2 separate regions of the Homo sapiens genome follow, and region 2 is linked to region 1. A link is an interaction called in ENCODE POLR2A ChIA-PET data of the cell type or tissue named here. Cell type or tissue: HepG2. All regions are shown on one strand. Links, peaks and the distances in the headings refer to the core of each region. The heading gives the core; the rest is flanking DNA.

Evidence for each region. Peaks named below come from ENCODE experiments on the same cell type or tissue, not always from the same donor. Only the 100,000 strongest peaks of a DNase experiment are listed, where the experiment ranks them.
Region 2: POLR2A ChIA-PET joins it to region 1 with 5 read pairs; 2 of 35 experiments call an interaction of 5 or more read pairs at or near these places.

Annotation. Positions count from the first base shown.
Region 1 is chr9:96,641,795-96,646,196 of GRCh38, forward strand. It overlaps PRXL2C (peroxiredoxin like 2C), which reads right to left. Exons shown (of 6, transcript NM_153698.2): 5 at 4,099-4,230; 6 at 1-92. Among named protein-coding and RNA genes, the nearest start is that of PRXL2C, 11 kb to the right of the region's middle. In HepG2, for the core only: no CTCF peak of the experiment used is centred there; a DNase peak (open chromatin) is centred at 2,537.
Region 2 is chr9:96,421,375-96,425,776 of GRCh38, forward strand. No RefSeq gene overlaps it. Among named protein-coding and RNA genes, the nearest start is that of ZNF367, 5.2 kb to the left of the region's middle. RefSeq lists enhancers at 1-60, 1-663, 2,131-2,632. In HepG2, for the core only: no CTCF peak of the experiment used is centred there; no DNase peak of the experiment used is centred there; H3K4me3 peaks cover 789 bases.

The DNA of each region.
Region 1 (4,402 bases), core at 403-4,402:
CACATGCTGAACTCCTACAAGCTGTAAAACAGAGTTGATAGGTTTGTGATCCAACCTATTCCTATCGCGGTGTATAAAATGGATGTTGTTACCTAGAAGAGAATAAGAATAAAAGGCTGAGGCATAGTATTATTCATCAGATTTACTGCTTACTAAAATCAAGGAAGCTTTTCAACCTTTAATTAGTCCAAAGGGAAAAATTAATTACCTGGAGTGCATTATATTCTCTATATAATGCCATAATAATTTTAAATCATGGTAATAAAGTATGACAAGGATTATGGTTAAATAAGAGCCATACTTGATGTTTTATGAGATCCAAGGGGAAAGATTTTTAAATTATAACCTTCTGTTAGGTTTTATTAAATATAATTAAATAAAATGTCCTGTCAGACGGGCAGAATACGGAACTCACATAGATATCAAGCTGGAAAATCACATCTGTTTCTTAAATCTAATAATAGAATAAATATAATAAGGAAATAAATCACTCACTTCAAAAAATCCACTCCGAAATACTGATTTAACAGGCTATCTGTATTATAACCATAGCCCAAAAGAGGCTCTAAAATAAGGCCTTAAAAGACAATCAGTTATAATACACTTAGATGTTCACAATCCTTACATCTGTTCAAATACAGATTTTATAATTTATAATCATAAATTTACAATCTAGTTTCTGTTTGATTCTTGAACTCAAGACCAGAATTTTAACTTAAACCATTAGATTAAGTGTATGAGGCACGTTTTCATTTTTTTTTTTTTTTTTTGAGACGGAGGCTCGCTTTGTCGCCAGGCTGGAGTGCAGTGGCATGATCTCGGCTCACTGCAACCTCCGCCTTCTGGGTTCAAGCGATTCTCTTGCCTCAGCCTCCCGAGTAGCTGGGACTACAGGCTTGCACCACCACGCCCAGCTAATTTTTGTATTTTGAGTAGAGACGGGGTTTCACCAGATGGCCAGGATGGTCTTGATCTCCTGATCTTGTGATCCGCCCACCTCGGCCTCCCAAAGTGCTGGGATTACAGGTGTAAGCCACTGCACCCGGCCATGAGGCATGTTTTCTAAGCACAGCTGGTCTTCTGCATCCATGAGTTCCGCATCCTCATTCAACAAACCACGGATTGAAAATATTCAGAAAAAAAGGATAGCTGCATATCTGCTGAATATGTACAGACATTTTTTTTTCCTGGTCATTATTCCCTAAATAGTACAGTACAACAACTATTTACATTGCATTTGGTATTATAAGTAAACTAGAGATGATTTAAAGTGCAGGGGAGGACGTGCATAGGTTAGATCCAAATACTACAGCATTTTATGTGAGACACTTGAGCATCTCAGATTCTGGGATCCACTGCAGGTCCAGGAACCAATCCGCCATGGATGCTGAGGGATGACTGAATGGTCCCAAGTTGGCACACAAATGATGCTCTCCATGTGCTCTTTCTTCTTTACTTATTTATTTTTGGGGGCAGTGTCTTGGTCTCTCGCCCAGGCTGTAGTGCAGTGGTGTGATTTTGGCTCACTGCCAACCTCCACTTCCCAGGTTCAAGCGATTATCCTGCCTCAGCCTCCCTAGTAGCTGGAACTACAGGTGCATGCCACCATACCCGGCTAATTTTTTATATTTTTAGTAGAGATGGGGTTTCACCGTGTTAGTCAGGATTGTCTCGATCTCCCGACCTTGTGATCTGCTCACCTTGGGCTCCCAAAGTGTTGGGATTACAGGTGTGAGCCACTGCGCCCAGCCCATGTACTCTTTATTCTTACACAACAGAAGATGTGGACAAATGATTCAGAGACATGGAGATAAGGGACTCAAAAACATCCCCTTTTGGGTATGAGGATGGAAATAAGTTGTTCAGAAATATGGCTAATGTCATTCTGGGCTAATGCATAGGATTCATTCTCATTCATCAGGGCTTCTTTTTATAACGAATCTGTTATAAATTCATGAGAGGGAGGCAAAGGGAGATTTTGGCTACAATGTTCCAGCTGCAAAAAGCCCAAAAATCATATTACTCAGTCAAAACCCTCCTTCTAAAAAATATGGTATTGGCTGGGTGTGGTGGCTCACACCTGTAATCCCAGCACTTTGGGAGGCAGAGGTGGGCAGATCACGAAGTCAAGTAATTGAGACCATTCTGGCCAACCTGGTGAAACCTTGCCTCTACTAAAAATACAAAAATTAGCTGGGTGTGGTGGCAGGCGCCTGTAGTCCCAGCTACTAGGGAGACTGAGGCAGGAAAATCGCTTGATCCCGGGAGGCGGAGGTTGTAGTGAGCCGAGATTACACCACTGCACTCCAGCCTGGTGACAGAGCAAGGCTCTGTCTCAAAAAAAAAAAAAAAAAAAGGTATTTATCAAAGTAAATATTACTCATATAACTCTTATAAGCTATGCTCATTAAGCAGACAGTTTTAAAGAGGAAGAAAAAACAAAAAGATGGTCTTACAACATAGTGATTTAGGCTTTTGGGCCCTGTCTGATAAGGGTGTTTGTCCTTTGTTGCAATGCTGGAACACAGTAGAGATCTAATCAGTTACAATACACTTAGATGTCCACAATCCCTACATCTGTTCAAATACATCTGTTCAAACACTTAGCAGAGACGAGCCAAAGCAATCTCAGGTGGTCCACACCCATCAATAAAGTTAACAGTGTGTGGCTTATAGTCGGACCTCAATCCCATTCTTTTTTATTTTTTGAGAGGGAGTTTCCTTCTTGTCACCCAGGCTGGAGTGCAGTGGCACGATCTGGGCTCACTGCAACCTCCGCCTCCCAGGTTCAAGTGATTCTCCTGCCTTAGCCTCCCAAGTAGGTGGGATTACAAGCATGCACCACCACGCCCGGCTAATTTTTTGTACTTTTAGTAGAGATGGGGTTTCACCAAGGGCTGGTCTGGAACTCCTGGCCTCAAGTGATCCACCAGTCTCAGCCTCCCAAAATGCTGGGATTATAGGTGTGAGCCACCATGCCCGGCCTCAATCCCAATCTTATGGGATGAGCTGTCCCTAGCACTGACTAACTTGCTGACACTGAGTAAGTCTCCTAGTTTTGTTAGGTATAAATAACTACATGGATTCTTTTTTTTTTTTTTTTTTTTTTTTTTTTTTTTTTTGAGGCAGAGTCTCACTCTCTCACCCAGGCTGGAGGGCTGGAGTTCAGTGGTGCGATCTCGGCGCACTGCAAGCTCCGCCTCCCAGGTTCACGCCAGTCTCCTGCCTCAGCCTCCCGAGTAGCTGGGACTACAGGCACCCGCCACCACGTCCGGCTAATTTTTTTTTGTATTTTTAGTAGAGACGGGGTTTCACCGTGTTAGCCAGGATGGTCTTGATCTCCTGACCTCGTGATCCGCCCGCCTTGGCCTCCCAAAGTGCTGGGATTACAGGCGTAAACCACCGCGCCCGGCTGGATTCTTTTCTTGAAAAAAAAGGCACGTGACGATTTTCCCCTATTCAGAAATGTTCATCTCCACTGAACATTCCTAAATAGCGGAGTGTGTGACAGCCATATACAGATCGCCAGCCCACAGGTGACTGTGGGAAATCATCTAGGCATGGGATGATGGGCACGCTCATCAAATACATAAACATCAAAATATACAGAAGCCTTTGAAAACAAAAGATGCCCCCCTACAAAAGCACAGCATCCTGGCTGTAATGCCAAGATGTCCATTTGTACAGGGTGTCTGCTTTATGAAGAAAATGGTGGCCTCTGGGTGGGGCGCGGTGGCTCATGCCTGTAATCCCAACACTTTGGGAGGCCGAGGTGGGTGGATCACGAGGTCAGGAGACCGAGACCATCCTGGCTAACACGGTGAAACCCCGTCTCTACTAAAAATTTAAAAAATTAGCCGGGCGTCGTGGCGGGCACCTGTAGTCCCAGCTACTCGGGAGGCTGAGGCAGGAGAATGGCGTGAACCCGGGAGGCAGAGCTTGCAGTGAGCCGAGATTGCGCCACTGCACTCCAGCCTTGGCGACAGAGCGAGACTCCCTCTCGAAAAAAAAAAAAAAGGAAAAGAAAAGAAAATGGCGGCCTCTGAACTTGTAAAAAGCACAAGACGTCTACTGCTGAACCTGGGCTTTGATGCTTACCTGGACCTAAAATGAGGGTTCCACCTTGCTGAGCTGGGTCTCCTTGAAAATCAAAGAGAGGGCCAGTCACTGCCCGCCACAGGCTCTGAAGGCTTCCTGAGAGTAGATTTGATTTTATGTGGGGGCTCTGTCCTGAAATGTCGAAAATTGTCTTTAGATGTCATTTTATATTCAATTTGATATTAAGAAGATAATGTATTTCTAGAAAACATTCTCTTTCTTCCTTTAAAGAATGGTTTCTCAATCTTTTACCATCAACATTTTGGCTCAGATCATTCTTTGTCCTGTGCGATATACGGTGTTT
Region 2 (4,402 bases), core at 96-4,095, 220 kb before region 1:
CTGGATCAGGACCCCTTTCCGGTAACAACAATACATACTAAATCTGAAAAATACTGAAACCTATCTCAGGATACTTACTATATTACTAAAGTAGCATTTTCAACTCTTAAAAATATAGGCCCCTTCAGCTGGGCGCGGTGGCTGACAGCTATAATCCCAGCACTTTGGGAGGCCGAGGTGGGCAGATCATGAATGAGGTCAGGAGATTGAGACCATCCTGGCTAACAGGGTGAAACCCCGTCTCTACTTAAAATACAAAAAATTAGCCGGGCGTAGTGGCGGGCGCCTGTAATCCCAGCTACTCGGAAGGCTGAGGCAGGAGAATGGCGTGAACCCGGAAGGTGGAGGTTGCAGTGAGTGGAGATCACGCCACTGCACTCCAGCCTGGGCGACAGAGCGAGACTCCATCTCAAAAAAAAAATATATATATATATAAGTAGATATATATATATATTTTATATATATAAGTAGATATATATATATTTTATATATATAAGTAGATATATATATTTTATATATGTATATATGTATATATATATATTTTATATATATGTATATATATATTTTACATATATATACCCCTTCTGATAAAGATAGAAACCTCAAACCCCGTTTTAAAAAAAATGTATTTTAAAGTTTCAAGATAAAATTGAAGTAAGACAAAGCAGCAGTTATTAAAGTCTATGTAAAACATAGCAGGCCAGGGGTGGTGGCTCACACCTGTAATCCCAGCACTTTGGGAGGCCAACGCAGATGGATCAACTGAGGTCAGGAGATCAAGTCCATCCTGGCCAACATGGTGAAACCCTATCTCTACTAAAAATCCAAAAACAATTAGCTGGGCATGGTGGCATGCGCCTGTGGTCCCAGCTACTGGGGAGGCTGAGGCAGGAGAGTCTTTTGAACCCAGGAGGCGGAGGTTGCAGTGAGCCTAGATCACGCCACTGAATTCCAGCCAGGGCGACAGAGTGAGACTCCATCTCAAAATAACAACAACAACAACAAAAAAAAGCAAGGTTTTTTGTTTCACTTTGTTTTTATTTTTAATTATATATATATATATATATACACATTTATATATAAATATATTAAATATTATATATTAATTATTATAATATATTAATTATGTGTATATAAATATATAATATAATATGTATTAATTATTATATATAATATATAATATATTATATATTAATTAAATATTATATATTTATTATATAATATATAATATATATAAAATATTTTATTTTTAATTTTATATATATGTGTATATATATATATACACACACACATACACACACACTTTTTTTTTTTTTTTGAGATGGAGTCTCGCTCTGTCGCCCAGGCTGGAGTACAGTGGCGCGATCTCGGCTCACTGCAAGCTCCACCTCCCGGGTTTACACCATTCTCCTGCCTCAGCCTCCTGAGTAACTGGGATTACAGGCGCCTGCCACCACGACCGGCTAATTTTTTTTGTATTTTTAGTAAAGATGGGGTTTCGCCGTGTTACCCAGGATGGTCTCGATCTCATGACCTTGTGATCCGCCCGCCTCGGCCTCCCTAAGTGCTGGGATTACAGGCATGAGTCACCGCGCCTGGCCCATTTTTATTTTTTATGTTTTTGAGAGGGAGTCTAGCTCTGTCGCCCATGCTGGAGTGCGGTGGCAAGATGTCAGCTCACTGCGGCCTCTGCCTCCTGAGTTAAAGCTACTCTCCAGCCTCAGCCTCCCGAGTAGCTGGGACTATAGGCATGCGCCACCACACCCAGCTAATTTTTGTATTTTTAGTAGAGATGAGATTTCACCATGTTGGCTAGGCTGGTCTCCAACTCCTGGGCTCAAGTGATCCGTCCACCTTGGCCTCCCAAAGTGCTGGGATTACAGGCATGAGCCATGGTGCCGGACCCCAGCATTTGGTTTTATTGATGAGAGATACAATGCAATCTCAAGTGAGGATCAAGTGATCCTCCCACCTCAGCCTCTTGAGTAGGTAGAACTATAGCCACGCACCACCACACCTGACTAATTTTTTGTAGAAACGGGTACCACTATGTTACCCAGGCTGGTCTCCACCTCTTGGCCTCAAGCAATCCTCCTCCCCCCAGCCTCCCAAAGCACTGGATTATAGGCAGTCCTCAATCTAATTCTCATCTCTCCCCCACTTAACTAGGACTAACGATGCATTCCTAGCAGCTTGCTTTACATCAGCTAACATCCCATTGGCCAAACAAGCCACATGGCTCAGCCCAAGACTGGAGAATTATGCCCTGATGTTAGGTGGGAGGACACTGCAAAGTTACTTGGCTGAGGGTGTGGATACAAGGGAGAGTGAAGAATTGGGCCATTAACACCCTCACAGTCTGGGAGTGTGAATGCCCTCCTGTGGTGCCAGGCTGTTAACTCCAGTGCCACATGTTGAAGAGATGCTGAAAGACATGTTCTCCAGGGCACAGGTTTGCAACCCCCGGGCCGTGGACTGTGTGGCCTATTGGGAACCAGCCACACAGCAGGAGCTGAGCAGCGATAAAGAAGTATTACTGCCTGAGCTCTGCATCCTGTCAGACCAGCGGTGGCTTTCGATTCTCATAGGAGCACAAACCCTGTTGTGAACTGCGCATGTGAGGGATCTGGGATCTAGGTTGTGTGCTTCTTTTGAGAATCTAATGCCTGGTAATTTGAGGCGGGACAGTTTCACTCCAAAACCATTCCCTTTCCTCTCTCCATCTGTGGAAAGGTTGTCTTCCACAAAACGAGTCCCTGGTGCCAAAAAGGTTGGAGACCGCTGCTCCAGGGCACAGTTGCAAGTTTGCACAGGCCCTGCTATGTGACTGAGTCCCACAAAAGACATTTTGTAACAAGAGGACTAAAATATCACCCAAACTTTAAACTTGGGGCCCACGTAAACCTCAGATAAGGTAGTCTTCCCCTCATGGGAGCACGGTAAAATCTTCTTGGCTAACAGATAACTTGACTAACTATAAACAAATCATTTTTAGCTGCTTAACCACATTAGGGATAACCTACCAAACCTCCTTCAACCTGAGATCACCACATTCCTAGTAATATAGGGACTTTGGGCCTCCAGAATTGTCAGTGAGACAGCTTGGGAATGACAGTCCGATTCAGAAGGCTGTCCCAAGGACTTGCCTTGAAACTATCTTTCCATAGCAAGTATATATATGTACATATATATATGTGTGTGTGTATATATGTACATATATATATAATTTTTTAATTTAAGAGATGAGGACTATGTTACCCAGGCTTGAGTGCAGTGCCTATTCACAGGCACATCATAGCTCCCTGCAGCTTCAAACTCCTGGCCTCAAGCAATCCTCCTGCCTCAGCCTCCTAAGTAGCTGGGACTCCATGGAGCCTAACTACAAGCATGATGTTTTTACTTAAAGTATAAGTTATGTACCAATACAAAATAGTAAATAGTAAATACTTTTGCAAAACTTACACAAGATTGAGAAAGTTTCTGTTACTCCTACAAATGAATTCTACTATTATTGCTCACCTCTGGAATTGCTTTTGGTGACACAGGTGGTGATTTGGGGGACTGACCCATCTTCTAAGCATTCCTTGACACCCCCACTGTCTTCAAGGATCTGGAGGTTGGACCATTTGACCCTTCTGTAATCTTGAAAGTGACTGAGTGGGCCAGGTGACTCTTGCCTGTAATCCCAGCACTTTGGGACACCGAGGCAGGCTGATCACATGAGTTTAGGAGTTCAAGACCATCCTAGCCAACATGGTGAAACCCTATCTTTACTAAAAATACAAAAATTAGCCAGGCGTGGTGGCGCACACCTGTAGTTTCAGCTACACGGGAGGCTGAAGTAGAAGAATCGCTTGAACCCAGGAGGCGGAGGTTGCAATGAGCTGAGATTGCACCACTGCACTCCAGCCTGGGCAACAGAGGGAGACTCTGTCTCAAAAAAAAAAAAAAAAGAAAGAAAGAAAGGAAAAAGAAAATGACTAACTGACTGAGTGACTGTGAGGTACTAATATTGGTTCTCTTATGCTCCACAAAAACATCAGTTTCATTATCTTAGACCCACAATGATCAATTATCAGCTGGATATGGAATCAACTTTAAAATAATATGTGGCTCTACACTGTAAATTATACTAATTTGACTTGTTAGAATAAAATCCAAAGTAGATTTAAATGAAGCAGTTTAATTAGGACAGCAGATTCATAATACTTTCAAGAAGCACTTAAGTCTTATAAGAGGTCATTGAACTGACTCTTGGGACAGCTTCCCGTTTTATCACACTTAGGATCTGCGGGTATCTCGAGTGCCCTAGTTGTAAGCTTGTGCCAAAGGTAGTCAGTACATTTTACATCCAGGAAGACTTTCCACTGTGGTATTTCATCATGTTTATTGCCATTTAATT